Regions from separate parts of the Homo sapiens genome. Here all the other regions are linked to region 4. The links are chromatin loops, found by intact Hi-C in ENCODE. Cell type or tissue: heart left ventricle. All regions are shown on one strand. Links, peaks and the distances in the headings refer to the core of each region. The heading gives the core; the rest is flanking DNA. Region 1 overlaps IGFBP-AS1 (IGFBP5 antisense RNA 1). Region 2 has its middle 30 kb from the start of TNP1. Region 3 has its middle 110 kb from the start of TESHL. Region 4 overlaps IGFBP-AS1 (IGFBP5 antisense RNA 1).

Region 1 (5,591 bases), core at 211-5,210, 75 kb after region 4:
ACAAATTCAAATGTAAACTTTTGGTGGTTCCTATTTTTTATTTACTAAGCAGAAAGAAAGTGGTATCTGCTCATTCCTGGCATTGAAAACAAGGTTGACTCACCCTCTCACTATATGGTGGCTGGCACACTAAAGCCAACCACAATCATGGGTTTCAGCAATTGCCTTACATTGTTCCTCATTTTTGCCATTCATTAATCCATCAGTTTTTCCATGCACCCATCTATCCACTCGTCCACCTACCTATCCACCAACCTATCCATGTATCCATCCATCTGTTCATCCATCTATCCACCCGCCCCACCCATCCTTTCATCCACCTGGTCATTCATCTACCTGCCTATTAGTTTATTTTACATAAAAACATATATCTGTGACTTTTTTTTTTTTTTTTTAAAGACAGAGTCTCACTCTGTTGCCCAGGCTGGAGTGCAGTGGTATGATCATGGCTCACTGCAGCCTCAACCTCCCAGGCTCAAGCGATCCCCCAACCTCAGCCTCCCAAATAGCTAGGATTATAGGAGTGCACCACAATGCCTGGCCAGGCATAACATAACGTTATGCTTTGCAACTTTGGAAGCACATATGTGACAGGGTCATGATGAGCAAACACCACAAAACACAGGTTAAAAACCACTTCCCTTACTTCCTTCCTTGTTTCCTTCCTTCTTTCCTTCCTTCCTTCTTTCCTTCCTTCCTTCCTGTCTGTCTTGCTTTGTCTCCCAGGCTGAAGTGTAGTGGGGGTGACCTCGGTTCACTGCATGCTTTGCCTCCCAGGTTCAACCGTTTCTGTGGCCTCAGCCTCCCAAGTAGCTGGGACTACAGGTGTGTGCCACCACACCTGGCTAACTTTTGTATTTTTAGTACAGATGGTTTCAACGTGTTGGCCAGGCTGGTCTTGAACTCCTGACCTCAAGTGATCTGCCTGCCTCAGCCTCCCAAAGTGCTGGGATTACAGGTGTGAGCCACCATGCCCAGACGCTGGCTAATTTTTATATTTTTTGTAGAGACAGGGTTTCGCTATGTTGGTCAGGCTGGTCTCAAACTCCTGAGCTCAAGGGATCCTCCCACTTCAGCCTCCCAAAGTGCTGGGATTACAGGCGTGAGCCACTGAGACTGGCCAAAATTTTATACAACATAGCAAAGCTTATAGTGACAAGCAACTTTCTCTTTTCCTGCTCATCCTTATCTCCCCAGTTCCTCTTTCCAGTTTGTAGGGTATGCGTCCACAAATACTCTTTGCATGAGAAGTATTCTATGTAAATCCTTGTTTTTTATTTATTTTTCTAAAGTGGTATCATAAAATGTGTACTGTTACCTTGCTGTTTTTCATTTAACAATATGTCTTGGGTATTTCCCCACATCTCTCAAGCCACTTTTCTTGGTTGGGTGTGGAGGCTCACATCTGTAATCCTAGCACTTTGGTTTGAGCCCAGGAATTTGAAACCAACCTGGGCAACATAGTGAGACTCCTGTCTCTATAAAAATTAAAAAATTAGCCAGGCATGGTGGCATGTGCCTGTACTCACAGCTATTCGGGAGGCTGAGGTGGGAGGATCACTTCAGCCCAGGAGGTTGAGACCTCCTGGGTTGAGACTGCAGTGAGCCTTGATCACACCACTGCACTCTAGCCTGGACAACACAGTGAGACCCTATATCAAACACACACACACACGCACACACACACACACACACACACACAACTTTTCTTTTTCCTTCCCCTGGCACTTCTTTCTTTGATCTCCACACTGAACTCCACATTCAACCTCTACCTGTGACTTCTTCATTTTTGGCAATTTATCTGAACAACAGCAACAATGACGTAGCAAACATATAGCATTCTACATATATAAACCTGTTTAATCCATGCAACAAAATTATAAGGTAGATAATATTATCCCCACTTTATGAAAGAGGAGACTGAGGCATAGTGAGGTCCCAGCAGAGAGGTGAGCAGTAGAGGGGGATGTCAAACAGGCAGTTCAGCTCTGGAGCCCAGCAGCTCAGCCTCTATGGTGTTTGTCTTCATTTGCTTTTTGATTTCAATATTCTATAGACTTGCAGCTGAGGGGCTCCTGCTTCTGGGCTGTGCTCCACCCCCCATCCCTGTTGCGGGTGATGAAATTCAGATAATCTGAGGATGACAGAGGCAGCCCATAATCCTGGAGGAGCCTCCCACCATTCCATGTAATCCAACCTTCCTGGGTTATATATTACCGGGGAAAACCTGGGCCACAGAAAGCCCCTGACCATGATTTCTGTGTGCTGGCTGGTGTATCTTTGGGAACTCTATCCAGTCTTCCATCTAGTTTCTCGCTGATAGGCTTGGGAACCTCTTTAGAATGCCTCATGTATGCGACACAAATTAGTTCTCTTGACCATCTCCCCTGAAAGCCATTCGCTTCTAGCCGCCTGTCTTGGCTCCCTGCCAGTGTGCCTCTGACTTTGCAAATGCTGCAAGAGGCAGCTATGTTCCCAACGGCTGCCCAAATGGGATGCCACCACGGGCGCCTGCCTGCTCTGTGGTGGTAGGAGATAAGGATACTTTCAGAGCTCTGAGCAAAGTGCTTGGAGAGGGCCCTCCGAGATGGGAGAGAGGCTTTTGGATTTGGGCATTGGGGACTGCTCATGAAGGGAAGCCTTTGATCTGGAGCATGTCAGGTGGTGAGGGCAGGGGGCAGGGGTGGGGTGAGCAGAGGCTATTCTGGGCAAGGAGAACCTCATTGGTGAGACACACAAAGAGATTTGAGACTGAACTGTGTTCAGTACGAAGCCCCAAACTCAGCTGGAGCTGACCCTAGATTGCCTTCGATTCAAATCCTACCTGAATATACAGGGCCCAGGAGAAACTCTGCCTCCTTTCTCTCCAGCCATTCTGGCTGTCAGCAGCATTTATCATGCAAAAAAAAGCAACAACTATTTGTTGAGGCCAGCTGTTTGCCAGCACTGTTCTCCATCTGGCGTGGATTGAGATACTTTCTCTCCATACTTTCTGGGTTCATTGAAGTTGGGTGAGATGGAGATGGGACAGGACCCTCCAAGCCTCCTGATTGAGCCTTTAAGCCTCCCTCTCCCCTTGTCCCAGGCTGGGAAGGTTTTCCTCATTTTTTAGCATCCAGTGAGTGACTGGTAGCCATGGCCAGATATGGCCTGGAGCTGGTTTTCCAGGGCCCACTTTAGATTAGGTGCTTGGCAATGATGGGGCAGAGCATGAAGGTGAGAAGGAGTTGGGTCTCTGTGCCTGGTAGCATCAGAATCTCTTCTATCTCAAGGTCCTGAGAGGTATGTGGATACTTGTGGATGCATTGGTGGCCAAGTTCATTGGTGGCCAAAAAGAAAAAAAATAAATAATCAAAGACCATACAGAGAAACTAGAACATTAAAACAACTTCTCCAGAAAGACGGGCAAGATGAAGGTGAGACTAAACAGAGACCTTGATACCTTGAGATCCAGCCTCAGGTTCTCGTGGTCACACGCTGTTGCTTCTTGGACTCTGAGATCTCTGGATGCCACTCTTGGAATTCTTGGAGAGGATCTGGGACTCTCCCCACATTGGGGAGGAGGCAGACTCACAGGATTTTAGTCTATGTGACATGTAACTAGATTGGCAACAAAGGAAACCACATCATAGCCACACAGAGGAGGGAATGCAGCCACGGAGCTGGAATTGCCTGCCTCGGGGGTGATGGTTGGAGTCCCTCAATATTTGACAAGAGTCTATCTTTATTTTCCGAAAAGAAGCAGAGTAGAAATGAAAAAGAATCATTCAAAGGATGACGAGTTGAGTGTTTGGAGGGGCAGTTACAGTTTCCACCCCTTAAACACTGGGAAAACAACAAGAGTCGCAGCAACCCTAGAGATTCCGGAGAGTTCTGGACTGCACTGGAAGTGCATGGAAGCTGAGTGGGAGGGGGAGGAAAGTGATGCCTAAAAATACTCCATGAGGGAGGGCTTATGAGGTCATCTCCCCAGGATACTCTGTCTACCCTGGCCAGACTCTGACCGCAGCCCCAGGGCCAGCTCTGAGTACAGTCATCTGAATAGGGCAGGAGCTTAGGAACGGGTGTTGATGGATGGGCAGCTTGAGAGGGACAAGGGGAACCTGGAGAGGATTCAGAGAAGGGACCCAGAGGTGATGAAATGGCTGGAAACTAGAGCTCGGTGGCCAGGTCAAGGGACTGGGACTGGCTCTACCTGGAGAAGAGAGGGAGGTTTGAGTGAGGGGTTAGGGAAGAGCCCTGCCCCCCGGTGCTCAGGCCCTGGCTCTTCTCTGGCCTTGCTGAGGATGGAATTAGGGTCACAGTGCAGCTTTGCTCTTGAGGATGGACTGAGTTCCTGGAGCTTTAGAAACCCTATAGCAAGGGGGAGCTACGTTTTCAGATTATCAGCACGATCACCCCCTTCTGTAATTGAGAGTGACTAACACTTACAGCCATTGCAGCTCACAGATCCCTAAAGCCCTTGTGGCCTGGAAGAATGACTCATGAATGGTGTTTCAGACAGCTGGCCTGGCTGGGGGTGGACACAGGTTTGAACAGTTGGGACACATGCCTGGTACGCATCAATCACTCTCAGTCTGTTGCCCAGGCTACAGGGCAGTGGTGCGATCACAGCTCACTGCAGCCTTGAACTCTTGAGCTCAAGTAATCCTCCCAACTCAGGCTCTGAGTAGCTGGGATTCCAGGTGTGAGCGATTGCGCCCAGTCTGAAGCCCCTCATTTTTACACTGGACCCATGAAAGGAGGACTGGAATGAGGTTGGAGTGGGTGGGTATAGACTTTCTCAGGAGGAAGAAACTAACTCATACTTCTGCGGCACCTTCCGTGTGCCAAGAACTTTACGTGGGTAGCCTCATTTAATTTTTACAATAATCCTGTCGGGGAAGGAAGAGACAAACTGTTCTTTCCATTTTACAGATTAGGAGATCAAGCAAAAAGAGATTAAGCTTGTACCCAAACTCACCTAGTTACAATTGGAGTGGTACAGTTGAGACCTGACCAGGCAGGTCTAATTCCAGAGCCCACTTGCAGTTGATGAGGGAAATCTAGAGACATAGTCAGATTTTTCATCTGGCCCCAGAACTCTTCAGACAAAGGTGCCCAGGAGCACATCCTTAGGTCAAGCTCACCTTCTGACTCTCAGAGTCCACATCTAAATTTAGAGAAGGCCAGTTCAGAGATTCTCCAGTACCCCTCCCATGTCTTAGCTTTGGAGGGTCCAACTTGGAGCATCCCTGAGGTTTCCCTAGGTGGAGAGAAAAGCTATGTGGGGGAGGAGAGATGCAGTTTACGTGTCTCAAAGTGGTGAAAGAGATACAATCCCCAAGCTTGGATTTGCAATTGGTGTCTGGTTGCCTTGGCCTGGAATCTGAACCTGAACTGTTTTCCATGGGCAAATTAGCTAAACAATCCAGCCCACAAAGGGAGCAGCTCTGATATGTCGGTGAACAAGCTCAGAGAGGTGGGGGGCCGTGGGGGTGCACAGAGTTGACAGCGGAGGGAGGAAGGCTACTGGCGAGAAGCCGACCTTCTCTTATCTTGCTGCCTGCGGAGTCAGCCTTTGCTTGAGAACCTGGCGAGGAGGCTGGTCT
Region 2 (5,591 bases), core at 249-5,248, 130 kb after region 4:
GGGGTATAGCTGGCTTCTTCTCTAAGCCACTTGTTCTTGCTGTTAAGAAATGACTAAGCAGATTCTCCATCTCCTGGTAGCCAGCTGCCAGCCTGCGAGACTTGATGCTTTTCTGAAAGAGGGCCCTTCTTTTGCTCTGTGTTCAGAGAAAGCACGAAGCAGACATCACCATCATTGCCTCCTTTGCAATGGCCTGACTCACCTCCTCTTGGTGTGTGGCTCTAGGCTGACCCCCACAAGGAAGAGGGAGGCAGAAATTGGTATGATTACTACCCTCAGGACTCAGCGTCCAAGTCCTGCTGGATATTAGAGAATGACTGGTTGAGAATATTCAGATGGTGACCTAATCATACCGGCACCATTTTTACTGACAGATTGCTAAGTGCCAGGCAGCATGCTAACCTCCCTAGGTACCTTAGCTCATTTGATTCTTGCAATCACCTTGTGAGGTAAGTACTGTGACTTTATAGGTGAGGAAATGGAGGCAAAGGAAAGTTGAGGAACTTGCCCAAGGTCATATGGCTCAGCAGCGGCGGCTGCATAGAAGCACAGGACCCTGTTTTCAATATGCTTGCCTGTCTTGTCCAGGGTGCTTCTACACAGTGCTGCACAGGCAGCTCCTAAAGCTGCGTGCAGCAGGAGCACAAAGAAAACCCCAAGTAATTCTTCCGAGGGTCTCTGCCGCCACCTCCTTAGTTTACTTCAGGAAGACCTCTGCCAAGTTCAGTGTGAAATTAACAAATTTAATGTGAAAAACTGGTTTAGAAGTGAAATGGATTGTGGACTACTGGGTATAAATAAAACTAGAAAGAACTTTGCAGAATCATTTATACGTTGACATTTATTGCAAATCATCAGGAGAGTGGTGTATCAAACTGTCATTCCTAAGTTTAATTGACCAGGGAATATGTTTTTTTTTCCCCTTAGGAGTATCTTAGGGGCTAGAGTTCCAAGAACACTCTTCAGAAATTGCTGAACTGTGCAGATATACCCACTGACCTATAAAGATGCCTTGGGCATTCCTCTTTCTATTCCTTTGCCCACCCCACTTTCTCCATCTGGAATCCATCCTCTGTCTGTCCATAGATCCGTCCATCCATCCAGTAAACATCTACTGTGTTCCAGGCACTATACAAGGTGCTTTCTCCTAAGTCATCTTGTTAATTTTTGCCACAGCCCCATTCCATAGATAAAGAGGTGATAGAGACAGGAGACAGACAAGGGTCCCTGGCGAAAACCCACCTAAAACCTAAAACAATCCTGAAGGCTGAAAAACCGGACTGCTGGTCCTGGATGAAGTCCACCCTTTCCTGATTGGTTCTGTCTGAATAATGCGCACCAAAGGAAGCAGGTGGAGCAGGGAGGAGGAGTCTGGCCTCTTCAGTTCCTATGTAGTGGCCTGGGATTCAGTCTGCAAGGTGCGGGCCTGCTAGCAGGACTCTCTCGCTTTGCTGAGAGTTCCTCTTTCCTTTTTCCTTTTTCACCCAATAAACCCTTCCTCGCATCTCACCCTACAATGTGTCCGTGAGCCTAAATTTTCCGAGTAGTGTGAAAAGAACCTGTTTTTTTTTCCTGCAACAGAGGCAACATATCAGCAGACCACAAAGCTGGACAGTGAAAGGGCTGGGATTAGAATCCAAATTTCCCAATCCGGATTCCAGATTGTTTTTTCTTCTATTCTTCAGTTTTTTGTCCTGTAGTTGCTTATTCATATTTTCTCAATTTGTCAAAATCCTAACTCAAACTTCGTTTCCTTCAGAAATTCATGTTTCCCTTTCTTCCTATGTGCTATGCACAGAGAAACTTCTCCGTCTTCTAAACCCCCTCCAGACCATCTCTATCCAGATTTGGCACCCACTTCATCAGGTTCCCGGTTAAGAAGTGAGTGTGTGTGTGTGGGTGTCTTGGATCTCCAGTGGTGTGTAAGCCAAGCACTTGGCACACATCATCTTTACTTGACACATCAGCCTTGTGGGAGAGGTACCATTACACTCATTTTGTAGATGACAGAACTGATGCACGACGAGGTTCAGGCACTTGCCCAACATCACCAAGCAAGTCAGTGATGAAGCTAGGATTTGAGCCTCAGTCTTCTGGCCCCAGAATCCACATTCCTTCCACTATTCTATGCTGAACCCCTTGTTGAGCCCCTAGTTTCATAGCTGAGAAACTGAGGCCCATGGAAGGACAGTGGCTAGCCCCGAATCCCACAGCTGTGAATAGCCGTGCTAATACCACGTGCAAAGGCTCACATCCGGGAACCTTTCTTCTCCAGCAGGCTGCCTCCCCAGGTCTAATGCAGGTCCCAGCTATTGCTGCCAGTTGGTTCCTGTTACCTGGATGCCATGGAAATTGTACCTTGTAGCTCTTGATACAGCAGGAGCCTGGTGGCTGCTCCCTGGGGGAGAGCCAAGGAAGGTCAGAGTACTAGCCTGCAAACCCAGCACCTAAAATATACCAGGCAGCAACCCCAGTGGAAACCAGGCAGCAAGCCAAGAGCATGACATAACCTTCCCACAGCTCAGGGCTGGAGTCGGCTTCCAGCTCCAAGGTTCCCTGGGTACAGCGCCTAACAGAGCACACGTGCACTTCAGGGCTGCGACTTCTTCCTTTTATTTTAAAGAAAATGAGTTTCTTTTACTCTGGTTCTAGAATTGAGGGCTGGCAGGAATTGAGGGAGCTAAGAGCCAGGAGACCCTTGGACCATGGTGGGGAAGGGGCAAGGAATAGGCTTCAGATTGCTGGTTTCCCAATTTGAATGTTCATCTGGACACTGGAAGAGCTTTCAAAAGTGATCCAGGTTTCATTCCAGACCTACAGAATCAGAATCCCTGGGGACAGGGCCTGGGAATCGGTATTTGAACATGTTCTCCAGGTGAGTCTCTTCTGGTTCAGGTTTGTGAACTACCTTCCCAAATATGCCTCTTCATGGCTATCTCCATTTGCTGGTAGTCCACCAGATCTCCATCTCCCATCCTCAACTCACACTTAGTACACTTTTTTTTTCACCTGTGAAATTTAAATTCTATATTGTCCATTTCCATAGCTTTGAGGGTTGGTGTGATAACAGCACTTAATGGGGGTTTCTGTTATTTTTTTTTTAAAACAGCAGATTTTAGGTTTTCTCTTTAAATGGAAGTTTAGGAGGGGTCTGTTCTGACAGAGGAATAAGTTCCCTGAGAATTCACTTTTGAAAAATTTGGTTGTTTTAGAAGTCTGTCTCTGAGGCCCTTAGTATCCAAAGGAGTCCGTGAAAGTCAGAGGTTGCCATGGGAATGGCAGCTGCCAGGAGACAGGCTATTGTGTTTAGATTCTTGTATTAATAACACCCTCCCCAGCAGCCAGAAATACCTGTTGAAAGAGGAGAGGTTCTTTTCTTCTTATTCAAGAAGAGTTTGGAAAGTTACTTTCCTCTGCCTTGAAGAGGGTCAGGGGTTTGTGGTTAGGTGTACAAGTGACTGTTTTTTCTCCTCTTGCCCAAGGTGAAGCAAGAGAACTCAGTTGGAACCTTGGATCCTCCTAGCTGATCAGAAGACTAGAGAGGAAAAACAAACTTAGATGACTCCTCCTCCAGCATATCTAAGGGGGACAAAAGCCATACTGGCCATGGGGAGACCCTGGATGAGTGTTGATACCAAGCTGACCTGAATTCCAGGCTCAAGTTGTAGATGTGTGTTCTCCCCTGGGGAGGAGTTACTTACAAGGATTCTGGGGAGGTTGTTAGCAGCCTACTTTCCACTTCAGTGGAAAGAGCATTGGATTCCATGCATCTCCTAGCTGCATGACAGGGAAAGAAAAGGAAAAAGAGGAGAGGACTAGTTTTAGTTGAATATTATACGTACCACAAGTTAGATGTTGTGTTAGGTGCAGGGAAATAAAAATCACTAAGGCAGAATTTGTACTTGCAAGGAGTTCTCTGTCTCGAGGCAAGCATGGAATCAGAAATGGCAAGTGGTAGTCATTTTGTTTGCTGACTGGATTGCTGTGATGAGTGTTTTCTGCGGGGAGGAAGGGATGGATGTCATTTGGTATGTCTGGATCTAAATAAACAATACCATGATTTCCACTGCTCAGGAGAGTTGTGTGTGGTGCCCTGTGGATGGTGCAGGTGAGACGTCCAAAGACAGCATCGCTCACACTGCTCAGGACGGATGAGGTACTGAAGGAGGCCAGATTGGAGGAGCCAGCCTGGGCAGGGCTGTGGCTGTTTCAGGGCAAGGTAAGGGGTCCTTCTGTGAACTCAGAGAAGTTTCCTGTTTTGTGTCCTTTCCCAAAGCCCTGGTATAGTGCCGGCCATTAGGAACATTATAAAGTGCACCCAGTTTTTCTTGGTGGAAGTTCCCCTTTTTGTGTCCTTTACCCTTTTAAAAATATGTCTTCCCTTGTTTCTCCTTATCCTTGATCACGTCCCTTTTTTCAGGGAGAGAAATTGTCAAAAAATTTATACTACTAAGAGTAATTTAAACCACCCTAGAAAGGCTTCTATTTAAAAGAAAGAGCCATGAGGTGATGGATATGTTAATTAGCTTGATTTAATGACTCCACATTGTATTAATAAATCATAACACTACTTTGTGCCCATAAATAGATACAATTACAAATTGTCAATTTGCAATAAAATAAAAATAAATAAAAATGAAAAAAGGAAGAGCTGAGAGAACAATGCTTAACTCCAAACAGTTAACGCTGGGGATCTAGACCACATGTACCTAACTGGGGAGATTCTTTAGGCCAGGGGTTGGAAAACTCTTACTGTAAATGGCTAGATAACAAATACATTCAGCTTTGTGGGTGATGCAGTCTCTATTGCAACTAGTCAGCTCTGTTGCTGTTCTTCAAAAGCAGCCACAGAAAATACCAATAAGTGAATGGGAGTGGTTGTGTTCCAATAAACCTTTATTTATAGATACCAAAATTAGAATTTCATGTATTTCATGTGTCATAAAATATTATTTTTCTTTGCATTTTTTCCAGCCATTAAAAATGTGAAAAGGATTCTTAGCTCACGGACTGTACAAAAACAGAATTCTATGGGCCAGTTTGCTAACCTTTGCCTTCCTATCACCTCTCCTATCACATTCTAAGATGAGCGGTGCTGTGGGATGAGGTCACTCTGCCTAGAGATTCTTTTGTATGGCCTAGTAGTTTATCTACTTTTTTTTTTTGAGATGGGGTCTTGCTCTGTCATCCAGGCTGGAGTGCCATGAGTGGTGTGATCTTGGTTCAGTGCAGCCTCTTCTTCCCAGGTTCAAGTGATTCTCCCACCTTAGCCTCCCTAGTGGCTGGGATTACAGGCACCCAGCATCATGCCCAGCTACTTTTTTTTTGTTGTTGTTTTGTGTTTTTGTAGAGACAGGGTTTCACCATGTTGGCCAGGCTGGTCTTGAACCCCTGACCTCAGGTGATCCACCTCCCTCGGCCTCCCAAACTGCTGGGATTACAGGCGTGAGCCACCGTGCCCGGCCTATCCATTTCTTTAGTCAAATGCTTACTGAGGACCTACTGTGTGTTAGGGGCTGCTCCAGGTACTGGGAATTCAGAAATGAATGAGGCAAGTGCCTGCCCTCAAGTAACTTACGTTCCCCTGGCCA
Region 3 (5,591 bases), core at 368-5,367, 280 kb after region 4:
AAACACTGTTTTAGCTGTGTCCCAGAGACTGTGGTACGTTGTGTCTTTGTTCTCATTGGTTTCAAAGAACTTATTTATTTCTGCCTTAATTTTGTTATTTACCCAGTAGTCAGTCAGGAGCAGGTTTTTTAGTTTTCAGGTGGTTGTGTGGTTTTGAGTGAGTTTCTTAATCCTGAGTTCCAATTTGATTGCACTGTGGTCTGAGAGACTGTTTGTTATGATTTCCTTTCTTTTGCATTTGCTGAGGAGTGTTTTACTTCCAATAATGTGGTCGATTTTAGAGTAAGTGTTATGTGGTGCTGAGAAGAATGTACATTCTGTTGATTTGGGATGGAGGGTTCTGTAGATGTCTATTAGGTCTGCTTGGTCCAGAGCTGGATTCAAGTCCTGAATATCCTTGTTAATTTTCTGTCTCACTGATAAGTCTAATATTGACAGTTGGGTGTTAAAGTCTCCCACTATTATTTTGTGGGAGTGTAAGTCTCTTTGTAGGTCTCCAAGAACTTGCTTTATGAATCTGTGTGCTCCTGTATTGGGTGCATATATATTTAGCATAGTTAGCTCTTCTTGTTGCATTGATCCCTTTACCATTATGTAATGCCCTTCTTTGTCTTTTTTTATCTTTGTTGCTTTAAAGTCTGTTTTATCAGAGACTAGGATTGCAACCCCTGCTTTTTCCATTTGCTTGGTAAATCTTCCTCCATCCCTTTATTTTGAGCATATGTGTCTTTGCACATGAGATGGATCTTCTGAATACAGCACACTGATGGGTCTTGACTCTTTATCCAGTTTTCCAGTCTGTGCCTTTTAATTGGGGCATTTAGCCCATTTACATTTAAGGTTAATATTGTTATGTGTGAATTTGATCCTGTCATTATGATGCTAGCTAGTTATTTTGCCCATTAGTTGAGGCAGTTTCTTCGTAGTATCAATGGTCTTTACATTTGAGTTTGTTTTTGCAGTGGCTGGTACTGGTTTTTCCTTTCCATAGTTAGTGCTTCCTTCAGGAGCTCTTGTAAGGTAGGCCTGGTGGTGACAAAATCCCTCAGCATTTTCTTGTCTCTAAAGGATTTTATTTCTCCTTCACTTATAAAGCTTACTTTGGCTGGATATGAAATTCTGGGTTGAAAATTATTTTCTTTAACAATGTTGAATACTGGCCTCCACTCCCTTCTGGCTTGTATGGTTTCTGCAGAGAGATCCAATGTTAGTCTGATGGGCTTCCCTTTGTGGGTAACCCGACCTTTCTCTGGCTGCCCTTAACATTTTTTCCTTTATTTCAACCTGGGTGAATCTGACGATTATGTGTCTTGGGGTTGCTCTTCCCAAGGAGTATCTTTGTGGTGTTCTCTGTATTTCCTGAATTTGAATGTTGGCCTGTCTTGCTAGGTTGTGGAAGTTCTGGATAATATCCTGATGTGTGTTTTCCAACTTGGTTCCATTTTCCCTGTCACTTTCAGGTACACCAATCAAACATAGGTTTGGTCTTTTAACATAGTCCCATATTTCTTGGAGGCTTTGTTCGTTCATTTTCATTCCTTTTTCTCTAATCTTATCTTTATGCTTTATTTCATTAAGTTGATCTTCAATCTCTGATATCTTTTCTTCCACTTGATTGATTTGGCTATTGATGTATGTGTATGCTTCACAAAGTTCTTGTGCTGTGTTTTCCAGCTCCATCAGGTCATTTATATTCTTCTCTAAGCTGGTTATTCTAGTTAGCAATTCCTCTAACCTTTTATCAAGGTTCTTCGCTTCCTTTCATTGGGTTAGAACATGCTGCTTTAGCTTGAAGGAGTTTGTTATTACCCACCTTCTGAAGCCTACTTATGTCAGTTCATCAAACTCATTCTCCATCCAGTTTTGTTCCCTTGCTGGAGAGGAGTTGTGATCCTTTGGAGTAGAAGAGGCATTCTGGTTTTTTGAATTTTCAGCCTTTTTGCACTGGTTTTTCCTCATCTTGCTGGATTTATCTACCTTTGGTCTTTGCTGTTGGTGACCTTCGGATAGAGTTTTTCATCCTTATTGTTGATATTGATGCTATTGCTTTCTGTTTGTTAGTTTTCCTTCTAACAGTCAGACCCCTCTTCTACAGGTCTGCTGGAGTTTGCTGGGGGTCTATTCCAGACGCTGTTGGCCTGGATATCACCAACGGATGCTGCAGAACAGCAAAGATTGCTGCCTGCTCCTTCCTCTGGAAGCTTTGTCCCAGAAGGGCTCCTGCCAAATGCCAGCCGGAGCTCTCCCGTAAGAGGTGTCTGTCGACCCCTGCTGGGAGGTGTCTCCCCATCAGGAGGCACAGGGATCAGGGACCCACTTGAGGAAGCAGTCTGCCCCTTAGCAGAGCTTGAGTGCTGTGTTGAGAGATCTGCTGCTCTCTTCAGAGCTGCCAGGCAGGAACACTTACGTCTGCTGAAGCTGTGCCCACAGCCGCCCCTTCCCCAAGGTGCTCTGTCACAGGGATATGGGAGTTTTATCTATAAGCCCCTGACTGGGGCTGCTGCCTTTCTTTCAGAGATGCCCTGCCCAGAGACGAGGAATCTAGAGAGGCAGTCTGACTACAGTGGCTTTGCAGTGCTGTGGTGGGCTCCGCCCAGTCTGAACTTCCCAGTGACTTTGTTTACACTGTGAGGGGAAAACTGCCTACTCAAGCCTCAGTAATGGCGGACGTCCCTCTCCCCAGCAAGCTGGAGCATCCCAGGTCCACTTCAGACTGCTGTGCTGGCATTTCAAGCCAGTGGATCTTAGCTTGCTGGGCTCCCTGGGAGTGGGATCCACTGAGCCAGACCCTTTGGTTTCCTGGCTTCAGCCCTCTTTCCAGGGGAGTGAACAGTTCTGTCTCACTGGCGTTCCAGGCACCACTGGGGTATGAAAAAAATCTCCTGCAGCTAGCTTGGTGTCTGCCCAAACGGTCACCCAGTTTTGTGCTTGAAATCCAGGGCCCTGGTGGCATAGGCACCCTAGGGAATCTCCTGGTCTGTGGGTTGTGAAGACCATGGGCAAAGCATAGTATCTGGGCTGGATAGTACCATCCCTCATGGCAGGGTCCCTCATGGCTTCCCTTGGCTAAGGGAGGGAGTTCCCTGATCCCTTGCACTTCCCAAGTGAGGCGATGCCCGATCTTGCTTCTGCCCGCCCTCCATGGGCTGCACCCACTGTCTAACCAGTCCCAATAAGATGAACTGGGTACCTCAGTTGGAAATGCAGAAATCACCCACCTTCTGCATTGATCTCTCTGGGAGCTGCAGACTGGAGCTGTTCCTATTTGGCCATCTTGCCTGGGAATCCCATCTTTTTATTATTATTATTATTATTATTATTATTATTATTATTTTTAAGAGAACTTTTGACTGCTGGATCTATAGGTTCATAAGTTCTTTTGATTTCTCCCTTTACTAGCCTCTTCTCTTCATTCTCCTGTTACTCTTACCTCATCTGTCTTTTGTTTTTTCTTTAATGTTTAGTTTCTAAGAATTAAAAAATTTTTTTTCTATTTCTCCTCTTGGGCAATCTGCTAAATTGCCAGCTTAGAGGAACTCAGCTTCTCTCATGGGTGCTGATGCATACTCTCACCCTGGTCACTCCTTTGTAGCCTAACTTGCTCATGCAGTTCAAATTGATGGAGCTAGAGTTGAGAAAGAGATTTGAAAAGGGGAGAGGGCATGCAGGGAAAATGACACCTTGAAGGAAACACTGGAAAATGCCGTGAAGTTTCTGAAACTCAACAACTGGCCCTGGCCAAGACCAACAGCAGAAAGGGTGGGAATGAGAAGGGGAAGAACGGGAAAATCCAAGCAGGTAGCCTTGGGCCGCGTAGAGTAAAAGCACAGAGATGACAACCCAGAAAAACTGGGGAAAAAAAACCAGGACACACAAAAAGGCCTGACAAACTGGGACAGGGAATTGAAATGTGGGGGAGAACTAGGCAGACATTGTGGTATTTGGTTAAGTTCTTTATCTATGGTATTGGCTCAGTGAACTTTTCTGAAGCTTATAGTGTTGGGTTTCTGGATGTGTCCTACTGAGCAAGTCCTGAAAAATTCTCATAATCAAGTCCACCAAGCCCTTGGCTTTCAGCTCCATATTTCTAGAATGGAGGATTTTAATTCATTGCATCTTTTAAGTTTCCCAAAGAAGAATGCTTAGTTCAGGGGTCTTACTGTTTCCCTGAAGTCCCCAGGAAATGGTAGACTTCCCCATGTGGCCTAGATTAGAGCTGACTGGGTTCCCCAGGAGGCATAGCTGATCTGGAATGAGAAATGATGAGAGCAAAATTCTAAAGGCCATGTTTTTCTGCTGAAATTCCCTCCATCCTTTTCAGCACTTCATCTTCTCCTGTTTAGTATCAACAGGCCTACTCTCCTTCATTACTCCAAAAACTTGGGACCTCACTCTCCCTCTTCACTCTGATTAAGTATATTTCCATTAACACCAAGTGGAAACCATTTTCCAGATAATATAAACTCTCTGAAGGATTCACATCAGTTGTCTCCACCCCTATGTGGTCTATAGATAATAATAATTCACCTAGGAACTCCTGGATACCAAGAGGATCCAGGGTCCAGATCCTCTAGATAAATGGATCTGGTAAATGAATTTGTAGTGGAGAGCAAATCTAGCCAAGGGTCAGCTGCACAGAGAGACACATTTAGGTGAAGACACTTTGGCTTGATAGTATGTCATCAAAATTGTTCTTGAAAATTCCTTACAAAGACAGCATTTTTGAAGACCATTACTTTGAGAGTTTCAACTAAAGGAACAGTGAGCTGCTTCAATTTTAGAGAAAAGCTAGTCATCTGAACTTACTGAAATATGTTATGTCAGTCTGAGTTTGGGATCACATGGAGCAAAACAATATCTTGGCCAAAAATACTCACAGTTTGAAAGGCAAGCAGTTTTGAGCTGACTGAAGGAAATGCAGATTCCCACCTCACGTACCCCAAGCTGCACGTTACTTCCTCAAACAATGGGCAGTTACTTCTCCTTGCTGAAAATATATACCAATATATATATAAGTTAAAAGTGAGCTTGAGGCTAGGTGTGGTGTCTAACATCTATAATCCTAGCACTTTGAGAGGCTGAGGCAGGAGAATCACTTGAGGCTGGGAGTTGGAGACCAGCCTGGGCAACACAGTGAGACTCTGTCTCTACAAAAATAAAAATAATTAGCTTGGCATGGTGGCATGTAGTCCTAGCTAGTCAGGAGGCATTGGCAGAGGATTGCTTGTGCCCAGGAGTTCAAGGCTGCAGTGAACTATGATTGCACCATGCAGTGAACTATGATTGCACCACTGCACTCCAGCCTGGGAGATGGAGTGAGACCCAGTCTCAAAAAAAAAAAAAGAAAAAAGAGCTTGAGAAACTCTTCTCTGTTGACGTGAGCTCCTTGGCTGGTATGCAGTTGGAAGAAAAGGTTAGAATCACTCTTTCCTAAGCACCACCGAAAAAGTCAGAGCCAGCCCAGAATTGGGAGGACCAATATTTACCCCAGGCCCTCTCCTCTTCCAGAGAAGCACACAAGCTTAAGATGAAGAGAGTGGTCCTGGAGATTCAAAAAAAAAAAAAAAATCTCACTTTGTGTTTTTGAGGAA
Region 4 (5,591 bases), core at 260-5,259:
GTTTCCATGTGGGGTGTGTGTGTGTGTGTGTTTGGGGGACAGGTAGTGTAGAATGGCCAGTGATGTCTGGTGAGCTAAATTTAAAAAAGAAGAAAAAATTGAATTTCTCCCCTAAAAGTCTGGAGAAGAGGATTTAATCAGGGGGTTTCAGTACTCATGATGAAGAGGTGACCAGTTGCCTTCAGCTGCGTTGGCCAGGGAGGTTCTCTCTCTCTTTCTCTCTCTCTGTGTGTGTGTGTGTATGTGTGTGTGTTGTGTATCTGCAGGAATGGACATTCATACAACAGCATTATTGAGAGCAGTGAGTTGCAGAGATGGACACTTTGGAGGAAATGCTAAGTCTGAAAACCTTGCATGGTGGCCTAAAGTGTCCTTGTGTGTGGGGTTCTTAGAGGGAAGAAAGGTGGATTGGAGTGACACTTCCCTCTCTGTCACTTTGCAGAGGTATTTCTATTGGGCAGGGCCACATCCCTGGAGGGAGTGGGTGGCAGAGTAGCTGGAGGAGACCTTGTGATAGGTTGACAGGTTAGTTGGTGCTTATAGGCACATCCCAGGAATATGAGCTGACAGGGCCACAGGACCTGCTTGGAAGAGGTCCTGACCAGGAACCGAATCATGCCACTAGAACCTCTTTAATAAAATGAAAGAAAACTAAGGCCTTGAAATAGGAAGGTGGTGGTTTTAGCTTTTTCTGAAATTGACCTGAGTGAGCCATGAGCCTCACAGGCAAGTCAGAGAGAAATGACCAATGTCACTGCCCCTGCTGGGTGGACTTGGTGTGGGCTGTTACACCTTTTACATTGTGCTTCCTCCCTTGAGAAGTATTCTAACTTTCCTTTGGAGAAGGGGCTGCATTTCATGAAGTTTGCCACTAGACTGCACCCTTATCTATGATAAGAATTCTTTCTGGAGGACTGCTTTCAAGAAAATATTTTTTCTTGCTCGTTCAGTTCAGGAGCATCTCACTTTATGCCGTTAACACCCCCAGATCCTGATCTCTCTTCTCACTTATCTATTTGCCGAAAGGCACATTTTAAAACAAGGTTAACGTCTAAAGTTATGTCTTTGCCTGTATTGCCAAAGGGGGTTTAGCCACGTGGTGGCTGGGAGAGGGAGGAGCATTGTGTGTAATGATTAAAACAAAAAATAGCAGCAAGGCTCATCTTAATTTCTTCTTTTCTCAGTCTGAGGGCTTGGTAAGGTAGGAACAAATCAATATTCAAAACTTTGGTGGAAATATTTTAGAAGTGAGGGAAATCATGTGTTATTTTGTCATTTGTGTCAAGTTCAGACTACAAGAGTGGCAGCAGAATGTGTGCAGTATGTTCTCTTCCCTGCTCCTATTTCTTTCTGCACACCCTTAGCAGCTCAGCCTGCCTCAGGCACACTGGTAGCTTTTAAGATGATTGGGGGAAATTGTGGTACTCCTTCCAAAGAAACATGAGTTGCCTCGTTCCAGTCACCCTGTATTCTGAGAGAGATGGCCTCTAGTGACACCTCTTTTTGTGTAGCCGACTTCCAATGGCTGGATAATACAATATGTGAAGACAGGTAAAAGGAGGGGGGATCATTCACAGAAAAGATAAAAAGGGTAGAGAGAAGGGGGGAGGAGAATGTGGTGGGAGCCGGACCCTGGGGCAGAGCAGTACAGGGGCCATGGAGAGAGGTTACTCTGCAAGACTGTAAATGTTAAGCAGCTATTCTTTTTTTTTTTTTTTAATACTTTAAGTTCTAGGGTACATGTGCACAATGTGCAGGTTTGTTACATATGTATACATGTGCTGTGTTGGTGTGCTAAGCAGCCATTCTTTATCTCCACTTAGAAATGGGCTTAGGTTATAAGGGATTCAGACACTGGAGCTGTTGTCCAAGAGACCCTGGGATAGGCTTCCCGAGAGGGCATGAGAGAAAGAAGAATTCTCAGTAGCCTGGGATTGTCTATAGTAATTTCATCCAAAGATGGAGGACTGGCCAGATGGGTGTTGTTTCTGAGTCCATAATTAACATATGACAATGGAGTGGGAAGGTGTTGGTGTTGTTACTGCAGGATACGGGATTATGGAGGATGCCTATGAGCCTTACTTGATTCCATTTTCCCCTTCCCTCCATTCTGGAGGTCTAGATCTGTTCACAATCACCTTTAGAAAATTGCTTGTAGAAAAAAAAAATAGTTTGCATCAACCAGGGTAATTGGGAGGGGATCATTAATTCCTGCCAGATACAAATGTTCCCTTCCTAGAGACCCCCCTGTGCTGCCGGCTTGCTTTCGCTGTCATGGGCTTCCCAACTCTGGCATAGACTAGCTTCTATACCTGTCAACTGCATCTTTTTCGGGGAAGTAGTATTTAAATATCAACCACTTGTGTCCCGTTTCCCCGGAGATCACTCCTCCTCTTTCCTTTAAAAGATTAACTGCTTATCAAAGCCAGCTTTCAAGAAATGCAGCGGAGTGAAAGATTTATGATCTTTTATCTGGATAACTTTTCAAAGGATAGATAGTGTTTTTATTTTATAAAGCTTCGGATGCCTTGCCTGTGGTCATTTCCTGTGAGTTTCTAAGTGATTTTCAAGGATGATGCCTGATAACACAGTTTGGGAAAGCTAGACTTTTTAGTAGGACACAAAGTATTGTGGATTCTACTGGTTAGAATGGAAAAATGTTAGCTAAGGATCTTGTCTTCATTCTCTTTTCTGTGTCACTCTCACCACTCTCAGACAGGCTTATTTATATAATTTATTCAATTTTTAAAGACCTCATGACATTGACTTCAGTCTCTCCCAGAGGCCAACACACATCAAGAATACTAATGCTGCGGCCATGTTGTCCTGGTCCCAAACTAAGGTACAGTGATGTTCAATAAAGAAAGTGCCCCCTTGTTCAGGTCCTTCCCTAGCTCTGGGAGGTTCAGCAAGACTGAAGTCTGTGTTAAAGAGCAGCATGAGGCAACTTTGTTGTAGTGATATTGCTGAAGGCTAGGTGGCAGGATAGATACATCATTAGAAACACGCCTCCTTTCACGAAGGGAAAGAAGCAGATACTGGTAGAGGTGTTTAACAATGGGGATGGGGCAACGGGAGAAGAAAAAGCATGGATGGAAGGACAGGTACGGACACCCTGTGGGTCCACTTATAGGCCACCCCAGCATCGGCACTGCACTGTTGCCCCAATAGCACCAGGCCAGCCTGAGGTGCAAAACCCTCTGTGTCCCACCAGATGCTGTGTTCATGATTACTTTTCTTTGGAGAAAAGGTATGGCCAGGGTAGGAACTTGATGACTTTGGGTTCATCAAAGGGTGTCCTAAACCTTCTCTGAGGAATAATCAGAAGTGATCTTCAGCCACAATTCATAAAAATTCCCCCTGTTAAATTAAAAAAAGGTAATTATGGCACATTTCAAACATTCAAAGAACAGAAGATAATAGAGCATGTGCCCTCCACTCCCTACACTTATTTGACACATGTTCACTTTTTGCCGTTGTTGTTGAAGATTTTTATTTTTTTTTATTTTTGAGATGGAGTCTTGCTCTGTCTCCCAGGCTGGAGTGCAGTGGCACGGTCTTGGTTCACTGCTACCTCCACCTCCCAGGTTCAAGCGATTCTTCTGCCTCAACATCCCTAGTAGTTGGGACTACAGGTGCGCACCACTGTGCTTGGCTAATTTTTGTATTTTTAGTACAGACAGGGTTTCACCATGTTGGCCAGGCTGGTCTTGAAATCCTGACCTTGTGATCCACCCACCTTGGCCCCCCAAAGTGCTGGGATTACAGTCATGAGCCACCGCGCCCAGCTGAAGATTTTGTTAAAAGAGAAGTAGAGTGGGACAGATAACAGCTCACCTCCCATGCATGCCATCCCCGCATCCTCTTCCCTGGACAGAGGTAGTCAGTGTCCTGAAATAGCTCTGTATCCTTTCTGCACAATATTTTTCTAGGTTTTATGTGTAGTTTCTCATAGAACAGAATTATAGTGATTTTTGAGGGTAAAACCATGTGCTACTTTAGAGTTAATTTTGTAGTGGTGCTTGCAGTGGTGGCAATTTAACTAGAGTCTAAATTGACCCTGAGGCTGGCTGTTAAAGGAGCCGGAGCCAGCTGTGACGCAGAGTGATTTATATCCCGATGTGAGCCGCATATAAGTTAATAGCTGCACGAATTGATGTTAAGGAGGCTTCTGGAGCAGTTCCAGACAGATAGGGCAGAGCAGGGCAGGCTCCATAAATACTGTTTCTGGTTGGAGCCCTTCTGTCTTCTTGGATCATGGGATCTGGCATGTTCCTACAATGGACCGCTCAGAAGCTGTTTCAATTTTGGAAAATGAGATTAACCAGGAAAAGTGATCTGTTGTGACTTAGAGACAGTGTTGGTAGCACCAGATCTAGGTGGGAGAGAGATAGGGTAGGTAGAAAAAATGGAATCACATGGAAAAAGAGGAGAGAGAGAGAGAGAGTGTTAACTACTTGAAGCAGGTTTAATATGATTCATATGAACCGTGAAAAGGCCAAGTAAAATCACAGTGCATGGTTAGCAACTGAGATTTCACACAGTTTGGGAGGGAGAAGTGGTAAGAGCTAGCTTACCACTGTTAGTGCAGAGGGTAAATTTGTGTAAATTAGGAAAAGATGACCTTCCTCAAGATACTTTACTTCTATTCATCAGAATATTGTTATAAAATACAGATTCTGTTAGGACAGGAAACTTTACTGCCTCTTCCAGGAAATTGTCATAATGAATGTACCTGTCTGTGTCTGCTCTGTGAATAGCACCACTTAAACGGGGTTCTTGCTGTGTCGTACACAATCTGCACAGCTCTATGCAATGGCCCTGGTTGGAAGAGCTAAACTTCATATCTAAACTAGCAGGAAACACTGCTTTTCTACTAGTGTGGAAAGCATGGGTCCAGTGACGTGATTTGATCCGTTACTGGGGCTAAGGGATAGTCCTGAAACATTTAAAGCAGCTGCCTCTGGCCGTGTTCCCAGCTGGGTCAATCTAAACCCCTATGCCCTTCTTTCCTTAGAGAAATCAAGCTTTTCCATGCCTCCACACCTGTGCACAAACTCTTCATTCTGACAGGAACACTTTTCTTCTTCACTGCTAACTGGTGAGCTGCTAATTGTCATTAAAAACCTGGATGAAATCACATCTACTTTGGAAGATTTTGCTGACTCTCGTGTGTGATTTCCTAAGTGCATCTTGCTAGTGCCCCTGGAATCCTCTGTGTCTTCTTTAGTAAAATAGGGGGAAAATATTGTCTGCTTCAAAGGGTTGTCGTGGGACTTGAGTGAGGCAGTCCGTGTATATCTTGTTAGTGCTTAATCAATATTACCTGCTGTAGTCCCATCTTCCCCATTAAACTGAGGATCTTGAAGGGCCCCAGGTTTTATTCATCTTGGTTTTCCTCCTATCCTTACCTTTTGGACATGAGCCCTTAGTATAGTTTCTAGCACAGAAGGCACTTAATACATTATTTTTAACTGAAAAACATTGAGTGTGGTGGCTCTTGCCTATTATCTCAGCACTTTGAGAAGCCGAGGTGGGGAGATCACCTGAGGCCAGGAGTTCAAGACCAGCCTAGGCAACATGGTAAAACC

What was found. A loop is a pair of places that touch in the nucleus more often than their neighbours do. Peaks named below come from ENCODE experiments on the same cell type or tissue, not always from the same donor. Only the 100,000 strongest peaks of a DNase experiment are listed, where the experiment ranks them.
Region 1: a loop joins it to region 4, with 3 times the contacts of the local background. A loop is called at or near these places in 31 of 110 quality-filtered maps.
Region 2: a loop joins it to region 4, with 2.1 times the contacts of the local background. A loop is called at or near these places in 10 of 110 quality-filtered maps.
Region 3: it touches region 4 in a loop (2.3-fold over the local background); 42 of 110 quality-filtered maps call a loop at or near these places.

The regions. Positions count from the first base shown.
Region 1 is chr2:216,770,805-216,776,395 of GRCh38, forward strand. The region is part of intron 3 of IGFBP-AS1 (IGFBP5 antisense RNA 1); the gene reads left to right. Among named protein-coding and RNA genes, the nearest start is that of IGFBP5, 78 kb to the left of the region's middle. In heart left ventricle, for the core only: no CTCF peak of the experiment used is centred there; DNase peaks (open chromatin) are centred at 2,447, 4,007 and 4,568; H3K4me3 peaks cover 429 bases; H3K27ac peaks cover 3,057 bases.
Region 2 is chr2:216,827,264-216,832,854 of GRCh38, forward strand. No RefSeq gene overlaps it. Among named protein-coding and RNA genes, the nearest start is that of TNP1, 30 kb to the right of the region's middle. In heart left ventricle, for the core only: no CTCF peak of the experiment used is centred there; a DNase peak (open chromatin) is centred at 2,468; H3K27ac peaks cover 426 bases.
Region 3 is chr2:216,979,876-216,985,466 of GRCh38, forward strand. No RefSeq gene overlaps it. Among named protein-coding and RNA genes, the nearest start is that of TESHL, 110 kb to the left of the region's middle. In heart left ventricle, for the core only: a CTCF peak has its summit at 2,282 (motif pointing left); no DNase peak of the experiment used is centred there.
Region 4 is chr2:216,696,035-216,701,625 of GRCh38, forward strand. The region is part of intron 1 of IGFBP-AS1 (IGFBP5 antisense RNA 1); the gene reads left to right. Among named protein-coding and RNA genes, the nearest start is that of IGFBP5, 3.3 kb to the left of the region's middle. RefSeq lists a silencer at 2,892-2,971. In heart left ventricle, for the core only: CTCF peaks have their summits at 865, 2,964 and 3,165; no DNase peak of the experiment used is centred there; H3K27ac peaks cover 2,457 bases.